Regions from separate parts of the Homo sapiens genome. Here region 2 is linked to region 1. Evidence: read pairs that join two places in POLR2A ChIA-PET (ENCODE). Cell type or tissue: MCF 10A. All regions are shown on one strand. Each heading gives the region's core, and the rest is flanking DNA. Links, peaks and the distances in the headings are about the cores only. Region 1 overlaps VPS37B (VPS37B subunit of ESCRT-I). Region 2 overlaps CCDC62 (coiled-coil domain containing 62).

The links. ChIA-PET counts read pairs that join two places held together with the same protein. Peaks named below come from ENCODE experiments on the same cell type or tissue, not always from the same donor. Only the 100,000 strongest peaks of a DNase experiment are listed, where the experiment ranks them.
Region 2: POLR2A ChIA-PET joins it to region 1 with 5 read pairs; 8 of 35 experiments call an interaction of 5 or more read pairs at or near these places.

What each region holds. Positions count from the first base shown.
Region 1 is chr12:122,887,581-122,895,580 of GRCh38, forward strand. All of the region lies in intron 1 of VPS37B (VPS37B subunit of ESCRT-I), which reads right to left. Among named protein-coding and RNA genes, the nearest start is that of VPS37B, 4.5 kb to the right of the region's middle. RefSeq lists enhancers at 1-28, 847-1,563, 942-1,236, 3,794-4,295, 4,296-4,795. In MCF 10A, for the core only: no CTCF peak of the experiment used is centred there; DNase peaks (open chromatin) are centred at 911, 4,421, 4,781, 7,271 and 1 weaker place.
Region 2 is chr12:122,811,505-122,823,272 of GRCh38, forward strand. CCDC62 (coiled-coil domain containing 62) reads left to right here. Exons shown (of 13, transcript NM_201435.5): 11 at 1,766-1,915. Among named protein-coding and RNA genes, the nearest start is that of HIP1R, 18 kb to the right of the region's middle. RefSeq lists a silencer at 733-908 and an enhancer at 2,094-2,173. In MCF 10A, for the core only: no CTCF peak of the experiment used is centred there; no DNase peak of the experiment used is centred there.

The DNA of each region.
Region 1 (8,000 bases), core at 1-8,000:
CTTATGAGTCATTCATCTTCTCCAGGAAACACTCCCTGCTGACCCCCCACCTTCCAAAGGCTTACTGGATCTCCCCCCACCAGTGTGTGGGCCTCACTACTGTTTCACATGTACCCTGTACACCTGCATGATCCTAAATGATGAAAACTATGTGGTTTACTGGTTTCACATCCCCCAAGTGGCACACCACAGATGCTCCGCAAAGGCTGGGTACATGAATAAACTTCTTGACCTCAGTCATGTTCACATTAATGAAAACTACTGTCTGATGGCAAACATGTTAGACCACTTTTGTTTTTTTTCTTTTAGACAGGGTCTCACTATGTCGCCCAGGCTGGTCTCAAACTCATGGGGCTCAAGAGATCCTCCCACCTCAGCCTTCGGAGTAGCTGGATTTACAGGTGTCAGCCACCACACCCAGCTCTGATGACAAACATGAATTTGCACTATGTTCCTCTACTATCCTAGACACTGGGCTGCAGATGTAACCTCGAGGTGCCATTAGTTAACCTTGGAGATAAAAGGTTTGATTTAAAAGAAACATTAGCTGTAACGCTGCTTGAAATATAAGAAATTATTCAAATATCTACTTTTCACATAAACTCTTTGACAAAGTAATGGACTACGTTCCTCACAATCCCTTGACAAATACTTTGAAAAGCCTTCCCTTGACACACTGTAACGTATTCTAGAGACAACAAAGCTAAGCTAAGTCACCTCTCTACTTTCATTCTTCCCTTGGAAGAAATTCTACAAAGGCATTTCCTCTGCTTTTGTATCATTGGGTAAGACATCATTTCCAATGATGAAATCTGAAAACTCACACAGCTGGGGAAGGAAATAAACCAACGAGAACTCTTGTCTCAGCATGTTCTGAGCGCCAGTGATTACCTACGAGTGGCTGGCACACGGTCTTCTAGATCACCTCCCACTGCGTACCTGGCATGAATCTCCATAGCAACATTCTGCTACAAATACTGTAATCAAAGCCAAACAGGCAACAAGGCCGGCATTCCTCAGCTCAAGAACACAACCACTCTGCATACGACCGACCGGTGAGGGTCAAACAGTGCAGTCTACTTCTGGGTTCCTCTTCCAGCCAGTCTCTAACAGGATGTTAGGTCATCCAACTTGTTTCTCTCGTTTCTCCCCTCCCTTCGATGGCAGCTCTTTCCTTCTCCCAACCCACTAATAGCTCCTAGTGGCCTTTCAAACTTTTATATTCTCCTTGATTTCCACAAGCACTTGGAGGAGAGTGGCTTGAATTTCTGTCTCCAAGCAGAGCATTCACCCTGAGCTCCAGAACCACACTCCAACTGCCTGCGGGACAAAGCCCTGCCCATCCCTCATGCTCTGCCTAATCCGGCCTCAATGACTCCCTCCCTCCTGCACCCCCACTGCCCCTCCCCTCCCCGCTCACCAGAGCCCTGTCTCCTACTCACTTCCACTTGAAGCCCGGTTATCACCACTCACTCAGCAGCACTACCCAGGCACATCCTGGGTGCCAGGCACTGTGCTGGGTGCCAAGGACAAAAAGACAAACATGACAAAATGCAGCCCCCAAGCCAGTGGGGGACACAGGGAAGTGACTTACAAAATGTGTGTCAAGTGCCACAGGAGAGGTATACAAAGAAGCTAAGAGACCACGTGCCTGTGACAGAGGTGGGGAAAGCACTTCAGGTCAGCAGGAGAGGGGAAGTGAGAAAGGGAGTCGGGCCAGCTGGTCCGAATACCTCTCCCAGAGCCCTAGCTCAAATCCTAATTTCTTCCTAACCTCCACTTCCGCCGCCAACCTGGTCCTGCCACGCCAAGCCAGCCCACGCTTTGCTGACAGATTAACCTCCCTAAAGAGCAGTTTCAGGCCGGGCGCGGTGGCTCACGCCTGTAATCCCAGCACTTTGGGAGGCCGAGGCGGACGGATCACCTGAGGTCAGGAGTTCTAGACCAGCCCGACCAACATGGAGAAACCCCATCTCTACTAAAAATACAAAATTAGCCGAGCATGGTGGCGCGTGCCTGTAATCCCAGCTACTTGGGAGGCTGAGGCAGGAGAATCGCTTGAATCCGGGAGGCAGAGGTTGCGGTGAGCCGAGATTGTGCCATTGCACTCCAGCCTGGGAGACAAGAGCAAAACTCGGTCTCAAAAAAAAAAAAAAAAAAGAGCAGTTTCATCCGACTGCTTCTCTGCTCCAAAATCATCACGAAGCTCCTTGTTTCCTCCTAAATTAACCACCATGGGGCGCACACCCTGGCACTCCCCCTCACCAGCCCTATTTCTTGTCATTTCTCTACACACAAGTACATGCCATCTGGCCAAAGTAGACGAGAACTCGCTCGTCGGACAACCCATCCCTGCTTTCCTGCCTCTGTGCCTGTGTCACTTCCTCCTGAGCCCCCATTTTTGTCCATCAAAAGCCTACTTAGAGAAATAAATAATTCACAACAGTGGACATGGGGAAGAGCACACTGAGGGCAGAGCACAAGGCGGGGGGTTCCGCCGGTTGGCAGTGTTTACTTCCTCGGCTGGGTAGCAGGTAGACAAAGTTCCTTATTCTCTGTGCCCTCTGGTAGATATTATTCTATTTAATAATTTATTTTCTTAACGTTTACCTACCCACCAAGTCTGTCTCTTTTGTTTTGTGGGAACGTAAGTTAAAAAACAAAAACAAAAAAAGTCTGTCTCTTGCATCAGAAACCTAATGTAGCCAGAGAGCTTTTTCATCTGAACTTCAATGTCATTTAGAATTCACACGTGGCTTTTTTTTTTTTTTGAGACAGCCTCACTCTGTCACCCAGGCTGAAGTGCAGTGGCATGATCATGGCTCACCACAGCCTCAACCTCCCAGGCTCAGGCAATCCTCCCACCTCAGCCTCCTGAATATCTGGGACTACAGGTGTGTGCCACTATGCCCAGCTAATTTATTTTTTGTAGAGATGGAGTTTCGCCATATTGCCCAGACTGGTCTCAAACTACGGGGCTTAAGTAATCTTCCCACCTCGGCCTCCCAAAGTGCTAAGATTACAGGTGTGAGCCACTGCACCCAGCCTGGCCTTTTTCTTATTCTCTTTTTCAAAAAACTGTGGTATAATATACATAAAATTTTCCATCGTAATCATTTCTAAGAGAACAGTTGACAGTTCAGTGGCACCGAGTACATTCATATTATTATGCCACCATCACCACCATCTACCTCTAGAGCCCTTCATCTTCCCTAACAAACTCCCTATTCCCTCTTGTATTGTAGACATTTCTGTATTTAGTTTATTCCCAAATTATAATCTAGCAATTATGTCCTACTTGTGTATCTATCCCTTACAATGCCCTGCACAGGGAAGTGTTCAAGAGCTGTGGAACTGAAATGGAATCTTCCATTTGGGCATCAAGGAAACTACGCCTTTTAGCTAACAATAACTATTTACCAAGTGTTCACTCTGTGCTAAGTATCATATTAGGCATCTTACTTATTTCATTTAATCTACCCAACAATGCTATGAAAAAGGTTATTGTTATTTTCTCCTTAATTTCCAGTGAGGTAACTACAATTAAAAAGACTAAATACTTGTCAAAGGTCAACTACTGGTATCAAAAGCCAGTTCTGACTCCGACCACTGTGTGATGCCACCCACCACTGCACTTTTAGCAAACGCAGAAGAGCAACTAAATAAATTGATCAAATTTCATCTAAGCCAGTCTACATATTCTGAAAATTGCATCTTAATAAAAGGGAGCTGGCCTCTACTGAATGCTTCCTCTGTACCATTTCTGTTGTGACATTTAGCCTTACAAGTACTCTAAAAGATAGGCATATTATCCTTCCTTTAACAGTTGAGGAAACTGAAGCACAGGGTTTAAGTCACTTAAAGTCACACAACTCAGCTCCGTGCTTTCCATGAAATCTTGATGCCTCACTTAAGGATAAAATGACATACAACTGAATTTCAGTACATATTCCTAGGCACAGTAATTTTTTACTCATGTAAAAGGTCCATGGAAAAGATTTAAACGTAAAAGTTGAAGCCTTTACACGTACATAATGATTATAAAACATGGATAAAAACAAACTCCAGTAGTATTATACTCAAGAGTGCAAATCTTAGCTTCTAAAACAGTCTCACCAGCATTCAGAGTGTGTTTGGGAGCCGGTCCCTGGATTTAAAGCAAGGTCAATACATTTCAATGAGCCATTATGATTCATGCAGTAGCTTTCAGCCCCCCACACAAATCACACCCGAACACGCCTTAGGGAAACAGCTTCTTCCAGACCAGAGCTCTTTACTTTCCACAAAACAACCTGTCTTTCAGACCCTCAGCATTTTTGCATGCGGGCATGGGCATTTTCATGCCATGGGAACAAAGATCCCCAATTTGAATTGTTAGTGGAATCTTTAGCAGTAACCAATCAGCATTTCCTCAGAAAGCACAGTGAAGTAATTCAAGAGGTCCGGTTTAGTTGCCTAATCCCCTAAGCGACAGTTCCTTTTAAGGGAGTGCCCTGCAAGTCCAATGGGGTTAATGTTGACAGATGAAGGCACATTCCACTGCCATGTAAAAATAACTTTAAATAAAAATAAAATACATGCATATGAAACATTAGCCTGCAGCACAGACAAGAGAATAAGATCATGAAGGATATACTACATTTAGGGAATTGCATAATGAACAGGAGGAACAGGAAGAGAGAAACTGACACACAGGCCCAGAAAATGAGGACCGTAGCTCCGAAATCATGTTCACTACTTAAACTGCACTGAAACTCACACGCCACAATTAAAACAATGTAAGTGACGCATAATGAACAGCTGCACTTAAACCTAACAGTGAATGCCTTCAAAACCTAGCCACATTTTCCAGCCTCCACAAAATATCCCCTCAGGCTTAAAGAAGCCTTACTCTACAATTTAAAACACTTCCTTCTGCCAATTAAAAAAAAAAAAAAAGAAATCCTTTGGTTCAGGTTAAGAAATTCTATGCTGGGAAAGGCCTGTTATATTTACCATTTCACCCTATACCTACTCAAATACATAATCATTTTGACCACAGAAAGATCAATGTTTGGCTGGGCGTGGTGGCCCATGCCTGTAATCCCAGCACTTTGGGAAATCAAGGCAGGAAGATGGTTTAGGGCCAGGAATTCAAGAGGCAACATAGCAAGACCCCATCTCTACAAAAAAACAAAAATAAAAAATTAGCCGGTGGCAGCGGGGTGCGGTGGCTCACGCCTTTAATTCTAGCACTATGGGAGGCTGAGGCAGGCAGATCACCTGAGGTTAGGAGTTCAAAACCAGCCTGGCCAACATGCTGAAACTCCGTCTCTACTAAAAATACAAAAATTAGCTGGGTGTGATGGCGCACACCTGTGAGCCCTGCTACGCAGGAGGCTAAGGCACGAGAATCACTTGAACCCAGGAGGCAGAGGTTGCAGTGCGCTGAGATTGTACTACTGCACTCCAGCTGGGCAACAGAGCAAGATCCTTTCTCAAAAAAAAAAAAAAAGGAAAAGGTAAATGTTTTTTAGGCTAATTGCAAATCATAATTTACTCAACATTCTTGAAATGGGATCCTAGTAACTTTCAGGATGATCTGGTATTAATGATTGTCAGTCATCTTTCAAAAAGAGAACTATTAATATAAGTGATTAATTATTGCAATTACTTTTTATTGAGCCCTACTGATGGGCTGTGTTAAGTACTAATAGGCATCATCTCACCTGATCCTCACTCTATGAAATAGGTATTACTGTCATATTATCCTTTTCCAACAGATACTCAGGCAGGTGAAGTGACTTGCCTGCAATCACACAGCTGGGAAGCGGCCAAGTCCAGTCTGGAGTGTGTGATTCCAAAACCAGAATGTTCTTTAACACGCCATCACAAATGTTCCATTTGGTCAACAGTTCATAAAATATTTTCTTCTATTGTGTCTCACAATTACCCCCAACATAAGCCAATGCATAGCATTACCAGATGAGTGAAACTACCATGACCAAAAATTTCGGTTCACATTACACCCATTCCGAGAAAGGCACACCACACATGACCAGGACGACAGGATTGACAGTGATCCTCGCTAGGTGAGCTAAGGTATTTTGGTTTTCAAGTTGTTTCCTTGTTTTAAAAGCACTACACCCAGAAAAGCAAACTACTGCTGAGTAATTTAATGTGAACTATGCAGGCTTATCAAGTGGAGTCGCTCAGGCCTCAATACTTCTCTTGGGTATTCAGGTATGAAGGTCACTTTTACTCAAAAAAAAAAAAAAAAAAAAAAAATCCTGCCAGATGAATTTACCTTTCTCTTTAAAAAATAATCTTCAGGTTCTGAGGTAGAGGAAACAGGTGAGGTTGTCCCTAACAGCCTCCAAGTGAACAGAATGAACTTGATTCTTTCCACAAGCTTCCCTCCACTAAAGGCAGTTTATTTCTATTAATGTTCCACCAACAAAGCTACAGTACTCAGTTCTTACTGCAACAGAATAGTCACATATACCAAAATAACTTGTAGGCAGTGTTACACATTAGAAAAATATACCTATCATTTTATTATTAAACCAGAAAAACCCTGCTGACAATCAACAAAAGGTCTCCCAGCAACTGAAAAGCAGAGAAACTAAGCAAAGATTTTTTCTTTGGAGACATGAAACTCATTCAGCTAAGAAGGATGGATTTTATCACTTATTATTCTCCAAAATGGAAGGTGCCACATGGAGACCATAAACGGGGTACACTGCATCTTGGAGCAACGTTATTATGTGTCAAGTTACAAAGCCCATGAATACAAGGGGTGTATTAATGGAAAGACTGATACCATCTTACTACAGTGGCCTCTCTGTAGCTCCGGACAATGATCTGTTGAGGGTTTTCCAGGGATTTTGAATGTGCAACCTCCATACAAGCTCTCTTTTAAGGGGGCTGGCTTGGTGCTGAACAATCCCTCTTCGGAAAGAAAGCCAAAAGCCCCCACACGGGCTCCTGGGTGAGAGGCTCAGCACTGTAGGCGTGGGAAGGCTCAGACTTCAGAGACATAAAGGAGTGGTAGGTGGGCCAGGAAGAGCTGGGATTAGCCTGGGCCCACCTGCCTGGAGGAGAACCAGACCCAAAAGATCAGACTTTCCGAGAATGAGTCCAAATGGGTTGAGAGAAAGGGAGCACACACTGCAAATCTGCAAGGATGAAGTCAGTTACCCGAGAGCAAACCACACCTCAAGGTGTGAAGGAAGATAACCAGAAACAGGAGCTGGCACATGCCTTCCAGGGGCTGGGCAAGGCTTGACTCTCAGAGGTGAGGGTTGGCAGCCAGCCCCAAACCCCCATTTTAACTTCTTCCTGAAACTGCTCCAGGAACCTTCCTTAGTCCCAGACACGTGGGACGCAGTGGTACAAAGCCAGCCACACTAAATTTCCCACCTTCCCTTCCTCGGTGGAGGGGGCAACCCTTACAGAAAAACGTATCCTGTCGCCACCCTTAGGCCCATCCACGAACTCCCGTAACTCTGCTGGGGCCACTTCAAAAGAAGTCAGACTCCAGGGGCATTATTGGGACCCCTTAGATACATGGAACCTTCAAACCTTACCCTGGCTATGGTATGACCATGGACTCCTGCCTCCAAACCCTGGGCTGGGGACCCTCGCCCAACCCTTAAAGAGCCTCAGAACCACCTCATAGACTCAGCTACAGACCCTCAGCCTCCCGAACCCATCTTGGAACCCTCAATCCTCTCCTAAGAGTCCTATTTGGATAGTCCACTCAGTCCCCCAAAACCTACTCTGATCCCCTATAGCTGCCTCAGTCCCCCTGGTTGTCCCCAACCTTTCCTCTCAAAGGAAACCCCCCAACCTCTACCAGATCTAGCTCTTGGTCCCCCTCAGTCACCCCTAATCCTCGCCTCCGACTCAGCCCTTATTACTCTCCCCGCTCCTCCGACCAAACCAATCTCAGATCCCCCCAGTTCCGTCCTCTTCCGCCTAGACCCAACGATAGCACTCTAATCCCCAAATTCCCATTC
Region 2 (11,768 bases), core at 3,769-11,768, 72 kb before region 1:
CCGGCTGAAATTAAGTTTTCTTAAAAAAAAAAAAAAATCAGGTGGTGGCTCATGCCTGTACTCGCAGCACTTTTGGAGGCTAAGGAAGGGGGATCACCTAAGGTCAGGAGATCGAGACCATCCTGACCAACATGGTGAAACCCCGTCTCTACGAAAAATACAAAAATTAGCTGGGCGTGGTGGCACATGCCTGTAGTCCCAGCTACTCGGGAGGCTGAAAGGCAGGAGAATTGCTTGAACCCGGGAGTTGGAGGTTGCAGTGAGCTGAGATCACGCCACTGCACTCCAGCCTGGCAACAGAGTGAGACTCCATCTGCAAAAAAAAAAAAAAAAAAAAAAAAAAAAAAAATTCAGTCTAGGCCCCTTTAAGAGCAATTGGCAGTGACTAATTTTCATGCCAAACTTCACATCCCAAAGTTGAAATTTAATAGGAATAAACGAAGGCACATACCCACATATTTTTCAAGGCTTATAAGCCTTTAATGTTGTCCTATTTTGCAAGTATTTTGACATGCTAAATACAGCATTGACAAGTTGGTTGAGGAGAGTTAACCAATGCCTAGGATTCTTTTATCGCATGGGTGTTACTTCATTAGCTGTAGTAAGTTCTGTTTAAGTCAAATTATTTAACTGAGTAGGTTCTAAGAAATAAAGGGGGCTGGGTGCAGTGGCTCACGCCTGTAATCCTAGCACTGTGGGAGTTCGAGGCGGATGGATCACTGGAGGTCAGAAGTTCAAGACCAGCCTGGCCAACATGGTGAAACCCTGTCTCTACTAAAAATACAAAATTAGCCAGGTGTGGTGGCGGGCAACTGTAGCCGCATCTACTCGGGAGGCTGAGGCAGGAGAATCACTTGAACCCGGGAGGTGGAGGTTGCAGTGAGCTGAGGTTACACTATTGCACTCCAGCCTAGGCAACAAGAGCAAAACTCCGTCTCAAAAAAAAAAAAAAGAGGCCGGGTGCGGTGGCTCACACTTGTAATCCCAGCACTTTGGGAGGCTGAGGCAGGCAGATCACGAGGTCAGGAGATTGAGACCATTCTGGCTAACGTGGTGAAACCCCGTCTCTACTAAAAAATACAAAAAAAAATTAGCCAGGCATGGTGGTGGGTGCCTGTAGTCCCAGCTACTTGGGAGGCTGAGGTGGGTGGAGCTTGAAGTGAGCCGAGATGATGCCACTGCACTCCAGCCTGGGTGACAGAGCGAGACTCCGTCTCAAAAAAAAAAAAAAAGAAAGAGAGAGAGAGGGAGGGAGAGAGAGAGAGAGAGAGAGAGAAAGAAAGAAAGAAAGAAAGAAAGAAAGAAAGAAAGAAAGAAAGAAAGAAAAGGAATGAATTTAGTTATTCTTATTCTACTATTTGATGTCCAGCTTTGCTTTGTAACACCTAAAGACAAAGAAATATTCACAGGTGATCGGGTGTAGTGGCTCACGCCTATAACCCCAGCACTTTGGGAGGCCGAGGCAGGAGGGTAACTTGAGGCCAGGAGTTCAAGACCAGCCTGGGCAACATAGTGAGATCCCACCTCTACCAAAAAAAAAATTGCTCGGTGTGGTTGCACACACCTATGGTCCCAGCTTTTCAGGAGGCTGAGGCAGGAGGATCACTCGAGCCCAGGAGCTTGAGGCAATCAGCTGTGATTGTGCCACTGCACTTCAGCCTGGGCGTCAGAGCAAGAGAAAGAAAAAAGAAAACAATATTCCTAGGTAGTTAGCATTTGTGTTTGTAAACCTAAGCATTTAAAGGTGCCTCTTAATTTCCTGTAGGCTTCAATTGTGTTACCCTCCCAGGATGATTTCTCGCCCACGAGCAAGCTCCAGCGTTTGCTGGCGGAATCTCGTCAGATGGTGACGGACCTGGAGCTGAGCACACTGCTGCCCATCAGCCATGAGAATCTCACTGGCAGTGCCACAAATGTATGCGTTTCATTTTCTCTTGACTATATTTGTCACATCCAAACACACCACTGAACACCAGTGTGCAAATATCACCGGCAGGGCGGCCTTTCTGTTAGAGGGAGAGTTTCTGTGTCTCTAGGGAGGAAAGGGAACATGCTTGTTTTAAGGAGGAAAAAGTTACACTTAGATGTCACTGGACCCAAACTTCCTCTTTCTAATGATCTGGGGCATATGAAGATAAATTCTTGGGGACTTTTTTCTTGGAGGGGGCGGGTACAGAGTTTTGCTCTTGTCGCCCAGGCTGAGGTGCAGTGGCACGATCTCAGCTCATTGCAACCTCCACCTCCCGGGTTCAAGTGATTCTCCTGCCTCAGCCTCCCAAGTAACTGGGACTAAAGGCCTACTCTACCATGCCCGGCTAATTTTTATATTTTTAGTAGAGACAGGGTTTCACCATGTTGGCCAGGCTGGTCTCAAACTCCTGATCTCCAGTGATCCACCCACCTTGGCCTCCCAAAGTGCTAGGATTACAGGCGTGAGCCACCACGGCCAGCTGGAAATGTTTTAAAAAACCAAATTTTATTATAGAAAGTTTCAAGGCCGGGCGTGGTGGCTCATGCCTGTAATCCCAGCACTTTGGGAGGCCGAGGCGGGTGGATTACCTGAGGTCAGGAGTTCAAGACCAGCCTGACTAACATGGAGAAACCCCGTCTCTACTAAAAATACAAAATTAGCCGGACATAGTGGCACATGCCTGTAATCCCAGCTACTCGGGAGGCTGAGACAGGAGAATTGCTTGAACCCCGGAGGTGGAGGTTATGGTAAGCCGAGATTGTGCCATTGCACTCCAGCCTTGGCAATGAGCAAAGCTCCACCTCAAAAAAAAAAAAAAAAAAAAAAGAGAGAGAGAAAGAAAGAAAGAAAATTTCAAATATGCACTGAAGTGGAAAGAATGGCACGGTCACTCACCTTTGACCACCATCGATTTTATCTTACCCCATCCATACACGTTTTCTTTGGAAGCATTTTAGCTCAGCATCATATCATGTCACTCATAAATATTTCATGATCATGATGTCTCTCTAACAGATATGGACTTTTAATTTTTTTTTTTTTTTTTTTGAGACTGAGTTTTGCTCTTGTTGCCCAGGCTGGGGTGCAATGGCACGATCTCAGCTCACTGCAATTCTCTGCCTCCTGGGTTCAAGCAATTCTCCTGTTTCAGCCTCCCAAGTAGCTGAGATTACAGGCACCTGCCACCATGCCTCACTAATTTTTGCATTTTTATTAGAGACGGGGTTTCACCATGTTGACCAGGCTGGTCTCGAACTCCTGACCTCAAGTGATCCACCTGCCTTGGCCTCCCAAAGTGTTGGGATTACAAGCATGAGCCACCCTGCCCGGCCTAATTTTAATTTTGTGTATTTATTTATTTTTGAGACAGCATCTTCCTCTGTTGCCCAGGCTGGAGTGCAGTAGCTATTCGCAGGCGTGATCACAGCTCACTGCAGCCTCAAATTCCTGGGCTCAAGCAATCCTCCCACCTCAGTCTCCCAAGTAGCTGGGACCACAGGCACGCACTGCCATGCCCACTCTGTTTGCCAGGCTGCTTGAACTCCCGGCCTCAAGTAATCCTCCTGCCTCAGCCTCCCAAAGTGTTGGGACTATCAGCATGAGCCACCATGCTCAGCTTATTTATTTGTTTTTTAGAGACAGTCTTGCTCTGTCACCCAGGCTGGAATGCAGGGCCAACTTGAACCTCCAACTCCCAGGCTCAAGTGATCTTCCCACCTCAGCCTCCTGAGTAGCTGGGATTACACGTACACGAAACCACACCCAGCTGATGTTTTTATTTTTTGTAGAAACAGGGTCCCACAATGTTGCCCAGGCTGGTCTCAAACTCTTGGGTTCAAGCAATCCTCCTGCCTCAGCCTCCCAAAGTGCTGGGATTATAGGCGTGAGCCGCTGTGCCTGGCCTGGCTTTTCTTAACAGTGTCTTTTAAAAAGCGAAATTTAAAATTTTGATTACTTCCAACTTAACAGGTTTTTTTTTTTCTTTTTTGAGACGGAGTCTCGCTCTGTCGCCCAGGCCTTGGTGCCAGTGGCGCGATCTCGGCTCACTGCAAGCTCCGCCTCCCGGGTTCACGCCATTCTCCTGCCTCAGCCTCCCGAGTAGCTGGGACTACAGGCGCCCGCCACCACACCCGGCTAATTTTTTGCATTTTTTGGTAGAGACGGGCTTTCACCGTGTTAGCCAGGATGGTCTCCATCTCCTGACCTTGTGATCCGCCCGCCTCAGCCTCCCAAAATGCTGGGATTACAGACGTGAGCCACCACACCCAGCCTATTCTAGTAGTTTTTTTGTAGATTCCTTAGGATTTTCTACACAATCATGTCATTCATGAATAGAGACAGTTTTATTCCTTTTTCCAATATTTATGCCTTATTTCATTTTCTTCCCTTACTGCTCTGGCTAGGACCTCCAGATGAGTGTTGAATAGAAGCAGGGGAGCAAACATCTTTGCCTTATTTCACGAAATGCTCTCTGATGGCAATTCTTGCTTAGTCCTTCAGATTGGTATTTTGTTAGATTCAGAGTTCCCTGGAGCAGTTTCTATGTGCCGCGAATAGATCCAAAACTAGAACATTAATCATTTTAGAATCAAGATGCTCACTGCCATGAGCCTAAACAGGTAGTTGCAGAGATTACCTTAAAGCAGAACAGGATCCAAAACTAGAAATTTTTCAAAGTATACCATGTGTGCCATATAAACTTTTCAAAGTGGAAACCGTGATGGACTCTGGTGTTTCCTAGGAAGATTTCTTCTTCACAAGCTGTCTCTGAGGCATTAGTGAAGCGTTGCATTTATATTGGGGCAGAGGAAGGTTTTTAATGACAAAACTATTTTGGTGCTTAGCTATCCCTTTAAATGTATGCAGTGAGGCTGCTTCTTCCCCTGTGTCTGGGGAGAACCTTTATGACTTTTCTAGTCATTCTTTGGCAGCTATTTCTTTAAAATACATTTTTTTAATTGAGATATAGGCCAGCCATGGTGGCTAATGCCTGTAATCCCAGCACTTTGGGAGGCCAAAGCAGATGGATCACTTGAGCCAAGGAGTTTGAGACCACTCTGGGCAACATTGAAAAACCCCACCTCTACAAAATAAAAAATTTTTTTTAATTAGCTGGACACACTGCCATGCACCAGTAGTTCCAGCAACTCAGGAGGCTGAGGTAGGAGGATCACTTGATCCTGGGAGGTCAAGACTGTGGTGAGCCATGATCTTGCCACTGCATTCCAGCCTGGGTGACAGAGTGAGACCCTATATCAAAAAGAGAGACAGAATTCACATTTTATTATTTACATACAATTCACCCTTCTAAAGTGTACAATTTGGTGGTTTTTTTTAAATCATATTAATAAAATCGTGCAGCCACTACCGCTATCTAATTCTAGAATATTTTAATCACCCCAAAAGGAGACCCCACATCCACAGCCACTGGTTACCACAATCTACTTTCTGTCTCTATGGATTTGTTGGACAGATAATTTTAATCAGAATTTGTTGACTAGAATTCATGGGATCCATGAACTTTGATGGAATAAAGATTACATGCCAGTTTATTTTTATTTTTAAATTTTATTTATTTATTTATTTATTGTTTTGAGACAGAGTCTTGCTCTGTCACCCAGGCTGGAGTGCAGTGGTATGATCTTGGCTCACTGCAAGCTCCACCTTCCGGGTTCACACTATTCTCCTGCCCCAGCCTCCCAAGTAGCTGGGACTACAGGCACCCGCCACCACGCCTAGCTAATTTTTTTTTTTTTTTGGATTTTTAGTAGAGATGGGGTTTCACCATGCTAGCCAGGATGGTCTTGATCTCCTGACCTTGTGATCCACCCGCCTCGGCCTCCCAAAGTGCTGGGATTACAGGCATGAGCCACCATGCCTGGCCTATTTTTTTATTTTTATTTTATTTTTGAGATGGAGTTTCACTCTTTCCTCCACTTCCTGGGTTCAAGCGATTCTCTTGCCTCAGCCTCCTGAGTAGCTGGGATTACAGGTGTGAGCCACCATGCCTGGTTAATTTTTTGTATTTTTAGTAGACAGAGTTTCACCATGTTGGCCAGGCTGGTCTCAAACTCCTGACCTCAAGTGATCCTCCCAACTTGGCCTCCCAATGTGCTGGGATTACAGGCGTGAGCCACTATGCCTGGCCCAAATTCACGTTTTCCAAACAAGCATTATAGCAACAGATGTCTCCTCCTTGTCCTCGTGGCTTCAGGTTGTTCTCTCAACCTCTTTGTTAGGGTTTTATGTCAAATTCCTGAGATATAATCAATCACTCCCTCATTTTTGTCCTGCTAGTGTAGCTCTGTGTGTGTGTGCCTGCACATGTGTGTGTGTGCATGCATGCGTGTGTGTGTGTGTATCTGCCTCCATCAGAGTGCACGTCAGGTAGCCAACAGGTGACTGCGTCCATGACTCCTGCTCACTGTGAACGCCTCAGGACCCTTCTCCACCTTGGCACCCTGGCTGCAGCACCCAGCATCTGCCACAGGCGGTCTCAGGGCCTACCTTGAATGGAACTGACAGGAACATGCAGAAAAAAGAAAAAGCTGGCCAGGTGCAGTGGCTCACACCTATAATCCCAGCACTTTGGGAGGCCGAGGTGGGAGGATCACTTGAGGGCAGGAGTTCAAGTTCTGCTGGGGCAACATACCAAGACTTTGTCTCTACAAAAAATTCAAAAATTAGCTGGATGTGGCCAGGCGCGGTGGCTCACGCCTGTAATCCCAGCACTTTGGGAGGCCGAGGCAGGCGGATCATGAGGTCAGGAGATCAAGACCATCCTGTCTAACACGGTGAAACCCCATCTCCACTAAAAATACAAAAAAATTAGCTGGGCGTGGTGGCGGGCGCCTGTAGTCCCGGCTACTTGAAAGGCTGAGGCAGGAGAATGGTGTAAACCCATGAGGCGGAGCTTGCAGTGAGCCAAGATCGTGCCACTGCACTCCAGCCTGGGTGACATAGCGAGACTCTGTCTCAAAAAAAAAAAAAAAAAAAAAATTAACTGGACGTGGTGACCCATGACTGTAGTCCTGGGTACTTGGGAGGTTGAGGGGGGAGGATCGCTTGAGCATGAGGTCAAGGCTACAGTGAGCTATGATCACACCACTGTACTCCAGCTTGGGCCATAGAGTGGGACACTGTCTAAGAAAAATAAAATAAAATTAGCTGGGTGCAGTGACTCACACCTGTAATCCTAGCTCTTTGGGAGGACCACACAGGAGGATTGCTTGAGCCTGGGAGTTCGAGACCAGCCTGGGCAAGATAGTGAGACCCCATTGCTAAAAAATAAAAATTAGCCAAGTGTAGTGGCTCACGCCTATAGTTCCAGCTACTCAGGAGGCTGAGGTAGGAGGATCATGACTTTGAGCCCAGGAGTTCGAGGCTACAGTGAACCACGATCACACCATTGCACTCCAGCCTGGGCAACAGAGCAAGACCCTGTCTCAAAAAATATATTTTTTTCAGAGTGTTTGAGCTAGAAAGATCCAGAAGAGATATCTAATTCCAACCTTACATTTTACAGGAAGGGAAAAATGACCGAATCTCTTTAGTCAACAAAGTACAGCTAGAATCAGAAAATCATTTAATTGGAAAAACTGTTGGCTCCAGATATCATACATTTTCTGGTGCATTAACTGATTCTAGAGATATTGGGAAGACAGAATTTAAATAACAGGGATTTACCTGGCAACACGCTTTACAAACTCCTCCCCCCATGCCTTTGTACTGAGTACAGCTAGGTACCGAAAAAGCAAATAATTTTGTTTAAAAATTCTTAATTTCTGCAATAAGGAAGCAGGGTAAAGTTCTGAGCAGCGTGTCTGCTTCTCCAGGGCTTTGCCATCTGTCGCTACAGACAAGGGTCGCAATTCAGAGCCTTGCTGTGAGACAGGCACTCTCCCACGTTGCCAGGGAGCAGGCAATGATTCAGTCCTCCTGTTGGGGAAATTGGCAATGTTTTCTAAAAATCACTGAAGAACTGACGCTTTGACAATGCAGTGTCACTTTGGGAATCTCTCCCACAGATACTTCTGCATGTGTATGAAATGGCATAGGCACACGTGTTTCTTTGCAGCATTGCTTTACAATAGCAAATGATAGGAGGCCACCCACCCAGTGTCCAGCAAAAGGGAACCGAGGGAATAAGCTGTGGTCCACCCACACGGTGGAGTTCTGAGCAGACATAGAACAGAATGAGGTGCTCTAGTATGTGGAAATATTTCCAGATATATTGCTAAGTGAGAAACGTGCAAGATACTGAAGGTTCATATGGCATTCCACATACATAAGGAGAGGGCCAGGAGCAGTGGCTCACACCTGTAATCCCACCACTTTGGGAGGCCAAGGTGGGAGGATTGCTTGAGCCCAGGAGTTCGAGACCAGCCTGGGCAACATAGCTAGGCCCTGTCTCTACAAAAAAAGGTTTTTAAAAACATTAGCGGGGCATGGTGGTGCACACTTGTAGTCCCAGGCACTCGGGAGGCTGGGACAGGAGGATTGCTTGAGCCCAGGAATTTGAGGCTGCAGTGAGCTGTGATTGAGCAACTGTATTCCAGCCTGAGCGATACAGCAAGATCCTGTCTCAAAAAAAAAAAAAAAAAAAAAAGAAGAAGAAGAAAAGAAAGAGGATGGAAATAAGAATATATATTTGCACAAAGACACAGTGGAAAGATGATATAAATTTTACCAATAGGAGGCATGAGGGATGAGGCAGAAGCGGGACTTCTCAGTTTATACCTGTTTTTATTATTTTGATTTTTAAACTATTCAAGAAAAACTCCAATAATTTAAAAATAGACAAAGGAGAAAAAAGGAGTTAGAGTAAGGGGAAGCGCACAGCTGAGCACATTGCCTCATGGCGGGCTTCCTCCTTGCCTGGAGGGTAGGGGTGAGGAGCGGACCCTACCATAAACTGAGCTTGGACTTGTGCCTGCTGTGTGGGCCTGGCCGTCCTGATTGCTGGCTTGAGATGGTTGGTGTTACCTGTCGGGGCTCTTGGCCTTTCTCGTGGCAGGCTGATAAAGCCTGCAGATCCCTTTCAGAATGAAGTTTTTAAACGAATAAGAGAAAATACATAGCATGGTAGCAAGGCACGGTGGTTCACGCCTGTAATCCCAGCACTTTGGGAGGCCCAGGCAGGCAGATCACCTGAGGGCAGGAGTTCCAGACCAGCCTAGCCAACAAGGTAAAACCCCCTCTCTACTAAAAATACAAAAATTACCCGGGCATGGTGGCGTGCCGTAATCCCAGCTACTCGAGAGGCTGAGGCACTAGAATCGCTTGAACCCAGGTGGCGGAGGTTGCAGTGAGCCGAGATCACGCCACTGCACTCCAGCCTGGGCAACAGAGCAAGACTCTGTCTCAAAAAAAAAAAAAAAAAAATCAGATGGTAAAATACATGGGCAATTTGCATAGAGAGGAAGCAGCATGAGTAAAAGCACAGAGGACTGGAAGCACCCTTGGGTGCCCCTGAGGAACTGTGAGGGATCCCGGGGTGGCTGGAATGCAGGCCACACAGGCAGGGGGAGGTGAGGAGGTGGGCTCACCTGCAAGCCAGGGGTCACCACGGAATGCACTGGGGTCTTTCCAGGCATCATCTCCCCTTCATTCCTCCCCCTTACCTCTCCACTCCCCTTCTTCCTCTTTTCCCCACCCAGACACCTAAGAAGGCTAACGAGGCACTTAGAGTTGCCGATGCTTAACTACTGACCACTGTTTTCAACACGGCTCACTGAGGGCTCACTGGATCGGTGCCTGTGTTAGGACTGACAGCGAGCCAGTTATATCTGGGCATTAGCTGATGGCCAGCGTTTAGCTGTAACACACATGGTGAAGCAGACAGAGAAGTCCTTCCAGATTAGAGACAAAGGGGACCCCACACATGAATGGGAAGTCAAGAAGCCTTTGTTGGATGGATGGATGGCAATTGTATGCAGTCACTTCATTATATTTTATTCATTCCCTAAGGTCTTATTTATTTATTATTTTCTGAGACAGGGTGTCACTCTCTCGCTCAGGCTAGAGTGCAGTGGCACGATCATGGCTCACTTCTGCCTCAAACTCCCAGGCTCCAGCGGTCCTCCCACTTCAGCCTCCTGAATATCTGGGAGTACAGGTGTTTGTCACCATGCCTGGCTAATTTTTTTTTAAGTGTATTTTTTGTCTCCCCGTGTTGCCTAGGCTGGTCTCAAACTCCTGGGCTCAAGAGATCCTCCCACCTCAGCCTCCCAAAGTGCTGGGATTGCAGGCGTGAGCCACTGTGCGTAGCCACTATGGTCTTTTTTAAATTGACAAATAATAATTGTATATATTTACAGTGTATAGTGCAATGTTATAATATGTATATAACATAGTAGAATGACTAAACCAGCTGTGTATCTATCACCTCACATACTTATCATGTCTTTGTAGTGGAAAGATTTAGAACCGATTCATTTAACAATTTTGAAATATATCATACATTATTATTGGCTGGGCACAATGGCTCACACCTGTAATCCTAGCCCTTTGGGAGGCTGAGGCAGGAGGATCACGTGAAGCCAGGAATGGGCAACAATGGGAGACCCTGTCTCTATAAATTTAAACACACACACACACACACACACACACACACGACATTATTTATCTTTTTTTTTTTTTTTTTTGAGACAGAATGTCACTCTTGTCACCAAGCTGGAGTGCAGTGTCGTGATCTTGGCTCACTACAACCTCCACCTCCCAGGTTCAAGCGATTCTCCTGCCTTTCAGCCTCCCAAGTCGCTGGGACTACAGGCGCGTGCCACCACGCCCAGCTAATTTTCGTCTTTTTAGTAGAGACAGGGTTTCACCATGTTGGCCAGGATGGTCTCGAGCTCTTGACCTTGTGATCCGCCTGCCTCGGCCTCCCAAAGTGCTGGGATTACAGGCGTGAGCCACTGCACCTGGCCAATACATTATTATTAACCATAGTCATGGTGCTGTGCAATAGATCACTAAAACTTTTCCTCCTGTCTAATTGAAACTTTGTACCTTTGACCAATAGCTCCCCTTTCCCCATCCACTCCCTCCCCAAGCCTCTGGTAATCACTATTCTACTCTCTGCTTCTATGAGTTCCACATTTTTTTTTTTTTTTTTGAGATGGAGTCTCGGTCTGTCGCCCAGGCTGGAGTGCAGTGGTGCGATCTTGGCTCACTGTAAGCTCCGCCTCCCGGGTTCACACCATTGAGTTCCACACTTTTTAGATTTCAAATATAAGTGAGATCAGGCAGTATTTGTCTTTCTGTGCCTGGCTTCTTTCACGCAGTCTAATGTCCTCCAGGTTCATCCACGCTGTTGCAAATTACAGAATTTTGTTTGTTTTTATGGCTAAATATTACTCCATTGTGCGTATATACTACGTTTTCCTGATCCACTCATCTGCTGACAGGCACTTATGTTGCTTCCGCATCTTGGCTGCAGTGAACATGGAGTGGAGTGCAGATATCTCTTCATCTAACGTCTTTTTTTCTTTTTTCTTTTTTTGAGACAGGGTCTCACTCTGTCGCCCAGGCTGGAGTGCAGTGGCGTGATCTTGGCTTACTGCAACCTCCACCTCCTGGGTTCAAGCAATTCTCCCACCTCAGCTTCCCAAGTAGCTGGAATTACAGGCGGGCGCCACGATGTCCAGCTCATTTTTGTATTTTTGGTAGAGATGGGGTTTTGCCATACTGGCCAGGCTGCTCTTGAATTCCTGATCTCAAGTGATCCGCCCACCCTGGCCTCCCAAAGTGCTGGGATTATAGGCATGAGCCACCACGCCCAGCCTCATCTAACATC